Regions from separate parts of the Homo sapiens genome. Here region 1 is linked to region 2. A link is an interaction called in ENCODE POLR2A ChIA-PET data of the cell type or tissue named here. Cell type or tissue: A673. All regions are shown on one strand. Region 1 has its middle 5.7 kb from the start of NCEH1. Region 2 overlaps ECT2 (epithelial cell transforming 2).

Region 1 (4,000 bases), 62 kb before region 2:
ATGGGAAGCAATTGGAGGTTTTGTAACAGGAAAGTGACATGATCTGATCTATTCATATATTTAAAAAGGAGCACTACAGCTGCCATGTGGAGAAGACCTGTCAGGTGGCTTTTGCAGTAGTCCAGATGAGATATGATGGTGGCCCGGAGCTGCAGTTTAGTTTAGCAATGGAATCAAGGGGACAGATTTTGGGTATATTTTAGAGATAGGGGAGATAAGACATACTCATAAATTATGAACGATGATAACAAGAGTCAAAATACTCTGTTTCTAAGGCAATAAGGTGTAGTTTGAGTGCAGAAATTGACTTTTCCGTTTTTATGGAATTGTCTTAGATTAATTTTTATTAACATCTAAATATATGACATAGCAATATCATTGCTTAACAAAATCTTTATTTTTATCACTTGAAATAATTTTCCCAAAATTCCATCTATTACACCATGTGAAGTGGTTTTCTTCATCCACGACAAGCAGAACTTTAGTTCAACATTTATTGAGTTTTGCTATCTGTAAGGCACTGTGGTAGATGCTGTCGTGATGAAAATATAGTTCCTTTCCTTGTGAAAAAGTGTTCTAGTTAGAGAGAAAGTCAGATAAGTAGATAGTTTCAAATATGTACACAGCTCAGAAATGTAACACAGAAGAAGTCAAAATTCTGTTCCAGAAAAATGAGGAATAAGAAATACTCAAAAATGGCGATGACTGAGCAAGTTCTGCAGGCTGAAAAGGAGTGTGTGTACAGGCAGACAATAAGTGAGACCATCCCAAGCAGAAAGAAGAGATTATATGGGAGTTCTGAAGTGTGATGGGAGCAGAGAACTACACATAGTTCAATATTTCTGGAGCATCAGATGCAGGGAGGTGGAGTGTAATGAGAGTATAACCTGAAGAGTTAGGGATCACACAATGAGGGCCTGCTACGAGTGTGTTATGTCACTGAAGAGTTTGAACATTATCCTTTAGGCAGTGGAGAGACACTGAAGGGTTTGCATGAGATCGCTCCGGTAGCGATGTACAGGGTATGTGTGTGGGGAGAGAACAGATGAAGTAGTTGGGAGGATGTTGTTTTTTTGTTTGTTTGTTTTTGTTTTGCTTTTTGGTTTTTTTTGGAGATGGAGTCTCACTCTGTCATCCAGATTGGAGTGCAGTGGCGTGATCTCGGCTCACTGCAACCTCTGCCTCCCAGGTTCAAGCAATTCTCCTGCCTCAGCCTCCCAAGTAGCTAGGACTACAGGTGCACGCTGCCATGCCTGGCTAATTTTGTCATTGCTGTATTTTAGTAGAGATGGGGTTTTACTGTGTTGCCCAGGCTGGTCTTGAACTCCTGAGCTCAGGCAATCCAACCACCTCAGCCTCCCAAAGTGCTAGGATTACAGGCATGAGCCACTGCACCTGGTCAAGGATGTTGCTTTTAAGGTGTGCAAGATAGAGATGGTATTAGCATAAACTTGTATCAGGTGATGAAAATGAGAATGAAGAGTCAAAAGATACCTGAGAGGTAGAATCAAGAAGACTTGTAAAGGGAGAATAAAGGAGTCAAGATGAATTTCCGGGTCACTCGCTGAAGCAGATGGGAGAATGGTGTTGCCTTTTCAGAGATAAAGAATGGTAAAGGGTAAAAGATTTAAGGGGAAATGATAAATTTAGTTTGGAAGAGTTAGGTTTGAGGTATCTATAAAACATTTAAGTAGAGACAGTACGTAGGCTCCCAGACACAAGCTGGAGATGTAAATGTGAATCTTCATCCTGTAACTGAAGCCATGACAATGAATGAGACAGAAGCTGTGTGTGTGTGTGTGTGTGTGTGTGTGTGTGTCCGCGCCCGCGTGATGGGGAAGGGTCTAGGGTTGGGCAGAAGAAAAGCAGGCCAAAGGGTGTTGGCATTTACTGTTTAGGAGAAGAAGAAGGAGAAGTTGACAAGAGGCCAAGAGGAAGTGGTCAGAGAGGGGTCTGTCTGAACTAGAGGCACGGAATAGTGGTGAATACTGAAAGGCAAGGAAATCATTGAGAAGTTAAATTGGTGGAATTTCCTAATTGGATTCTTGAAAGGGAGAGGGAGAGGATGGAGCCAGCAATGACTTCAAAGTTTCTGGTTTGGGCAATGTCATTAACTGGCATAAGAAATACCAGAGGCAAAGCAGGTCTGGGGATAAAATAATGAGTTGAGGCCAGGCACAGTGGCTCAACGCCTGTAATCCCAGCACTTTGGGAAGCCGAGGTGGGTGGATCACGAGGTCAGGAGATTAAGACCAGCCTGGCCAACATGGTGAAACCCCGTCTCTCCTAAAAATACAAAAATTAGCTGGGTGTGGTGGTGCATGCCTGTAATCCCAGTTGCTCCGGAGGCTGAGGCAGGAGAATCACTTGAACCTGGGAGGCGGAGGTTGCGGTGAGCCGAGATTGTGCCACTGCATTCCAGCCTGGCAACAGAGCGAGACTCCATCTCAAAAAAAAAAAAATGAGTTCAGTCATATGATGTGCTCCAGGTAAAGCATCCTGATGAAGATGTCCAGCAGGCCACTGGATTTAGAGGCTGGACCCTTACAGGAGGTGTCAGGGCTGTACTTGGGAACAGCCAAGATGGGTAACCCAAGCATCATAACATATTAAACCACTTATACAAACTATATAATACAAAGTATATGATACAAGTATATTACCAGGGACACATGATATATCAAACCCTGAAACAAAGCATCAAGCCATTAATACAAACTATGTAAGTATAAAATAAAAAGACTGATACAAAGTAATAAAGGTCTTTAAACTGTTTTTAGTTTACTCAGCATTGTATTCAGCAGCATTCTCTGGTCTAAATGCAATGTTAACATTTAATTAAGGTCTAAATCACTACATGATATGTTTCAAAAAATGGCTTGTCAATGACTTCCTTTATGTGTCTGCCTGTTTTGCATAATGCCCTCTACTGGTTATGGTTTGAAGCTCATACTTCATCTTGCCAACCAAAACGGTATTATATTCACTTAACAGCGAAAATCTAGGGTTGTGTTCAAAGAATAAAAGGAATATTCTCTCTCTTTTTTGAAACCACCCTGTTAAATCATCGCCCCAAAGATTTATGAGTTTATAAAAAATTCATCCTGGACCAGCCTGGACCAGGCTGAATTTTTCCTGGAGTTGGCTCATGGCAACTCCAGGAAAACCACAGTGTTGCTTCCTGAACTGGAGCCTCATATTGCCTCCTCGTACCACCATAAACACACATTGCAGGGACCACTCCTGGTGCCTCATCTCCCAGTTTCCTGTATCTTGCCCTCAGTGATTAGTTTAGTCTCCTATGACTGCTGTAACAAAGTACCACAGACTTGGTGGCTTAAAACAACAGACAGGTATTTATCTTAAAGTTCTGGAGGCTGAAATCAAGGCTTTGATTTTAGGTGTTGGCAGGGCCAAGGTGTTGACAGGGACATGCTCTCTCTGAGGGCTCTAAGGGAGGATTCTTCCTTGCCTCATCCTAGCTTCGGAGGTTGCAGGCAATCCTTGGTGTTCCTGGGCTTGTAAATGCCACCAGTCTCTGCCTCTGTCTTCCCATGGCTGTCTTCTCTGTGTGTTGGTCTTTCTATCTGTTCTCCTCTTAGAAAGACATCACTCATATAGGCGGATCACTTGAGGTCAGGAGTTTGTGACCAGCCTACCCAACATGGTGAAACCCCATCTCTACTAAAAATACACAAATTAGCCAGGTGTGGTGGCAGACACCTGTAATTCCAGCTACTCAGGAGGCAGAGGCAGGAGAATCACTTGAACCTGGGAGGCAGAGGTTGCAGTAAGCCAAGATTGTGCCATTGCACTCTAGCCTGGGTGACAAGAGCGAGACTTTGTCTCAAAAAAAAAAATAAAGCAAAGAAATAAAAGAATGGCTACTCCATAGGCACAGCAGTGGCATGGTCTGCTTGACCAAGTACACTTAGAGTTATTTCTTGATTATATGCTAAACAAGGAGTGGATTATTCATGAGTTTTCTGGGAAGGCAGTG
Region 2 (4,000 bases):
CTCTGTTGCTCAGGCTGGAGTGCAGTGGTGCAGTCTTGGCTCACTGCAACCTCCATCTCCCAGGTTCAAATGATTCTCCTGCCTTAGCCTCCCTAGTAGCTGGGACAGGTGTGCGCCACCACACCTGGCTAATTTTTGTATTTTTAGTGGAGGTGGGGTTTCACCACATTGGCCAGGCAGGTCTCAAACTCCTGACCTCAGGTAATCTGCCTGCCTCTGCCTCTCACAGTGCTTAGATTACACCACTGTGCTTGGCCTGAACAAAGCAGATTTGATTGAGTTTGAAGTCAGGTGACTTTAAGTGCTTCAGTTTTCCTGTTTATAAAATGGGGATAATAATAACTGACTCATGAAGTTGGGCAAACTAATCTTAAGTTTTTTGTAGTGTTAAAACTTTTTTTTACCCATTGTGTTTACACCCACTGTCTAGCATTTAGATTACTTTCGGTAAATGTTTACTAAATGATGGTTGTGTTACCTTTAACTTTCAAAATTAAGACTAGCACTCACTGTATTTTCTTATCTAGGTATTATGTATACAACTTTAGAAGCCTCATCCTTACTTTGCTTCCAAGGTCTAGTGAGCTGATGTTTTGAGTAAGATGAAAATTTTTGAGGTTGTTATATACATCTCTCTCTTTTCCTCAGTATGAATTTTTCTTTTTCAAGATTAAACATCATTAATCCTTGATGTACAATTTTCTGCTCTTAGCTTGGCACAGTGGCTGATGTCTGTAATTTCTGCACTTTGGGAGGCCGAGGCAAGTGGATTGCCTGAGCCCAGGAGTTTGAGACCAGCCTGGGCAACAAGGCAAAACCCCATCGCTACAAAAAATGCAAAAATTAGCTGGGTGTGGTGGCGCATGCCTGTAGTTCCAACTCTTCGGGAGGCTGAGGTGTTAGGATCGCTTGAACCCAGGAGGCAGAGGTTGCAGTGAGTCAAGATCATGCCACTACACTCCAGCCTGAGCAACAGAGTGAGACCCTGTCTCAAAACTATGCAACTATGATGAAACAAGAGACAGAGATTGATAGGAGTTCTTTTTCTTTTTATATATATCTGTTGTTATTTTAGCGTAAGCCTCAAAAGAATTGTGTACTTGTTTCAGGAACCCATGTATGTTGGCTTACTGTGCAATGAGCTCAGCAAAAGAGAAACCCTGGTTAAGATTAATTCTGCGCTGTTTCTACCTACTTAACAGTGCAGAATAAATCTTAACAAGGAAGAAAAGAAGTAAGTAGCTTAGCTTTCTTAAGCCCCATCTGTTTATGACTTCCCCACTTATCTAATATTCTTGCCCAGGCTTTGGAATCTGCTCTGTCTCAGAACTGTAGAATTGTCCGTTCTTTTAGAGGAAAAGTTAAGAGAATCCTATGAGAATTTCTGATGTATTATAGACAAGGAGGAGGAAATACATCTCAGTCTCTGTCCTAAATTGTATCGGGCATTTTCCCTCAGAAATGTTGTAAGAAGTAGTGGTATTATGAATAAAGCTACTGGGGACTCGCCTGCCAAACTGAGTCCCCCTTTCTAATGGGGAGGAACTGTGGAATAACATGGAATCTGAGTCAGACAATACTGAGTTTCAATACTGGTTCACAGCTGTGTGATTTGAGGAAAGTTACTTAATCTCTCTAAGCCTTAGTTTCTTTATTACTTAGTTCCTGAGCTATTAGCTATCTTTTTTTTTTTTTTTTTTTTTTTTTGAGATGGAGTCTCGCTCTGTCGCCCAGGCTGGAGTGCAATTGCACAATCTCAGCTCACTGCAACCTCCACCTGCCGGGTTCAAGCAATTCTCCTGCCCTAGCCTCCTGAGTAGCTGGGACTACAGGCACGCGCCACCATGCCTGGCTAGTTTTTTGTATTTTTAGTAGAGACGGAGTTTCATCATGCTGGCCAGGCTAGTCTCGAACTCCTGACCTTGTGATCTGCCCGCCTCGGCCTCCCAAAGTGCTGGGATTACAGGCATGAGCCACGGCACCCGGCCTAAGACAGCAATCTTTATTCAACAAGCATTAGGAATTAAAAGTTAACCAGAAACAGAGCAGACTATATTTCAGAGTGCCTAAAGATGATTTTGCTTTCTTAGAGCAATGTTCTTATGTAAGTATTTATTTTACAGGTTTATGAATTAATACTTGTAAAGCATTTAGAGGAATCCCTAACAGATAGTTATGCTCATAAAATCCTCTATGATGTAGGAATAATTACATTCCTTATTTTTCAGAATAGGAAATTGAGGAACATATAGCTTAAATAACTTGTCCAAGGGCACAGAAGTAACAAGCCCAAGAGCCAGTATTTAAACCTCAGTAGTCAGTGCCAGAATTCACTGCATTATATTGCCCCAAGATTAGACTTATTTATAATATTTTTCTTTCTTTTTTTTCTTTCAAGTGCATTTCTGAACAGTTCAATCTTCCCAGTTCTTGATGTGTGTGGGCTGTTAAAATATTCTTGCTTTGAGTTTACTTTTATGCTATTGAAAGTAGTTTTTCTCGCTTTTGAACTTTACTGTAATTCTTAAATTTTTTGTCTTCAGGATCCCTTTTCATTCTTAAAGATTGAAGAAGTTTTACCTATGTGGATTTTATATATTGGTAGTTGCTGTATTCAAAATTTTAAAATATTATTTAACATGTATTATTTTTTAACAGCTTTACTGAGGTACATCTTACGTGTTTTTAAATTCACCTATTTAAAATAACACAATTCAGGCCAGGCCTGGTGGCTCCTGCCTGTAATCCCAGCACTTTGGAAGGCTGAGGCAGGAATATCGCTTGAATCTAGGAGTTTGAGACCAGCCTGGTCAACATAGTGAGAACCCATTTTTGCAAAAAATAAAACAGCTGGCTGTGGTGGCACATGCCAGTAGTCCCAGCTACTTGGGAAGCTTAGGTGGGAGGATTGCTTGAGCTTGGGTGGTTGAGGCTACAGTGAGTTGTGCCACTGCACTCCAGCCTGAGCAAAAGAGTGAGACCCTGTCTCAAAAAAAAAAAAAAGAAAGAAAATATGATACAATTCAGTTATTTTAATAACTTAACCAAGTGGTACAACCATCACTATAAATCCACTCTAGGAGATTTTCACTACCCACCCCAAATAAGATGTCTACTTAAAATTAATCTTTATTTCTACACCCAGCCATAGGCAACCACTAATGTACTTTCTGTATCTATGATTTTGCCTTTTCTGGACATTTTATATATTTAATATGTTATACATTGATACTATGTATATATACATAGCATATAGATATACTATTTGATACACTATATAGTATTGTAAATATGTTTATATAGTATGTGGTCTTTTATATATGGTTTCCTCTTAGCATGTGATTTTTAGTTCATCTAAATGTAGCGTGTTAGAAGTTCTTTTTTTCTGGTCAAATAATATTCCATTATATGGCTATACTAACTTTAAATTGTCTGTTCACCAGTTGATAGACATTTAGATTGTTTCCATTTTTGGCTATTATGAATAATGCTGCTGTGAGAGTGTGGTGTGCAGATCCATGTGGACATGTTTTCATTTCTCTTGAGTAGATACCTAGGAGTAGCATTGATGAGCTATATGGTAGTTTTGTATTTAAAAATTTTAAGAAAATGCCAGGGTTTTCCCATTATTTTAAAGTTAATTAGTTAATTTATTTAGAGATGTGGTCATGCCAGATTACCCAGGCCGGCCTCAAACTCTGGTCTCAAGTGGTCCTCCCACGTCAGCCTCCTGAGAAGCTCAGACCCATCAGTTGTTATTTTCACCAGTAATGAATGAGAGTTCCAATTTCTCCACATTCTTTAAAAACACTTATCTTTTTTTTTCTTAAATTATAACCATCCTAGTGGGTGAGGAGACATCTCTTGTGGCTTTAATTGTATTTCCCTGATGATTAATGATAAGTGTCTTTTCACATGGTTATTGGCCATTTGTATATTATTTTTGGTGAAATGGCTACTGTCTGTTGCCTGTTTTTTGATTGGATTGTCTTCTTGAGTT

The links. ChIA-PET counts read pairs that join two places held together with the same protein. Peaks named below come from ENCODE experiments on the same cell type or tissue, not always from the same donor. Only the 100,000 strongest peaks of a DNase experiment are listed, where the experiment ranks them.
Region 1: POLR2A ChIA-PET joins it to region 2 with 8 read pairs; 5 of 35 experiments call an interaction of 5 or more read pairs at or near these places.

The regions. Positions count from the first base shown.
Region 1 is chr3:172,714,761-172,718,760 of GRCh38, forward strand. No RefSeq gene overlaps it. Among named protein-coding and RNA genes, the nearest start is that of NCEH1, 5.7 kb to the left of the region's middle. In A673, a CTCF peak has its summit at 2,928 (motif pointing left); no DNase peak of the experiment used is centred here.
Region 2 is chr3:172,776,907-172,780,906 of GRCh38, forward strand. All of the region lies in intron 14 of ECT2 (epithelial cell transforming 2), which reads left to right. Among named protein-coding and RNA genes, the nearest start is that of ECT2, 28 kb to the left of the region's middle. In A673, no CTCF peak of the experiment used is centred here; no DNase peak of the experiment used is centred here; H3K27ac peaks cover 305 bases.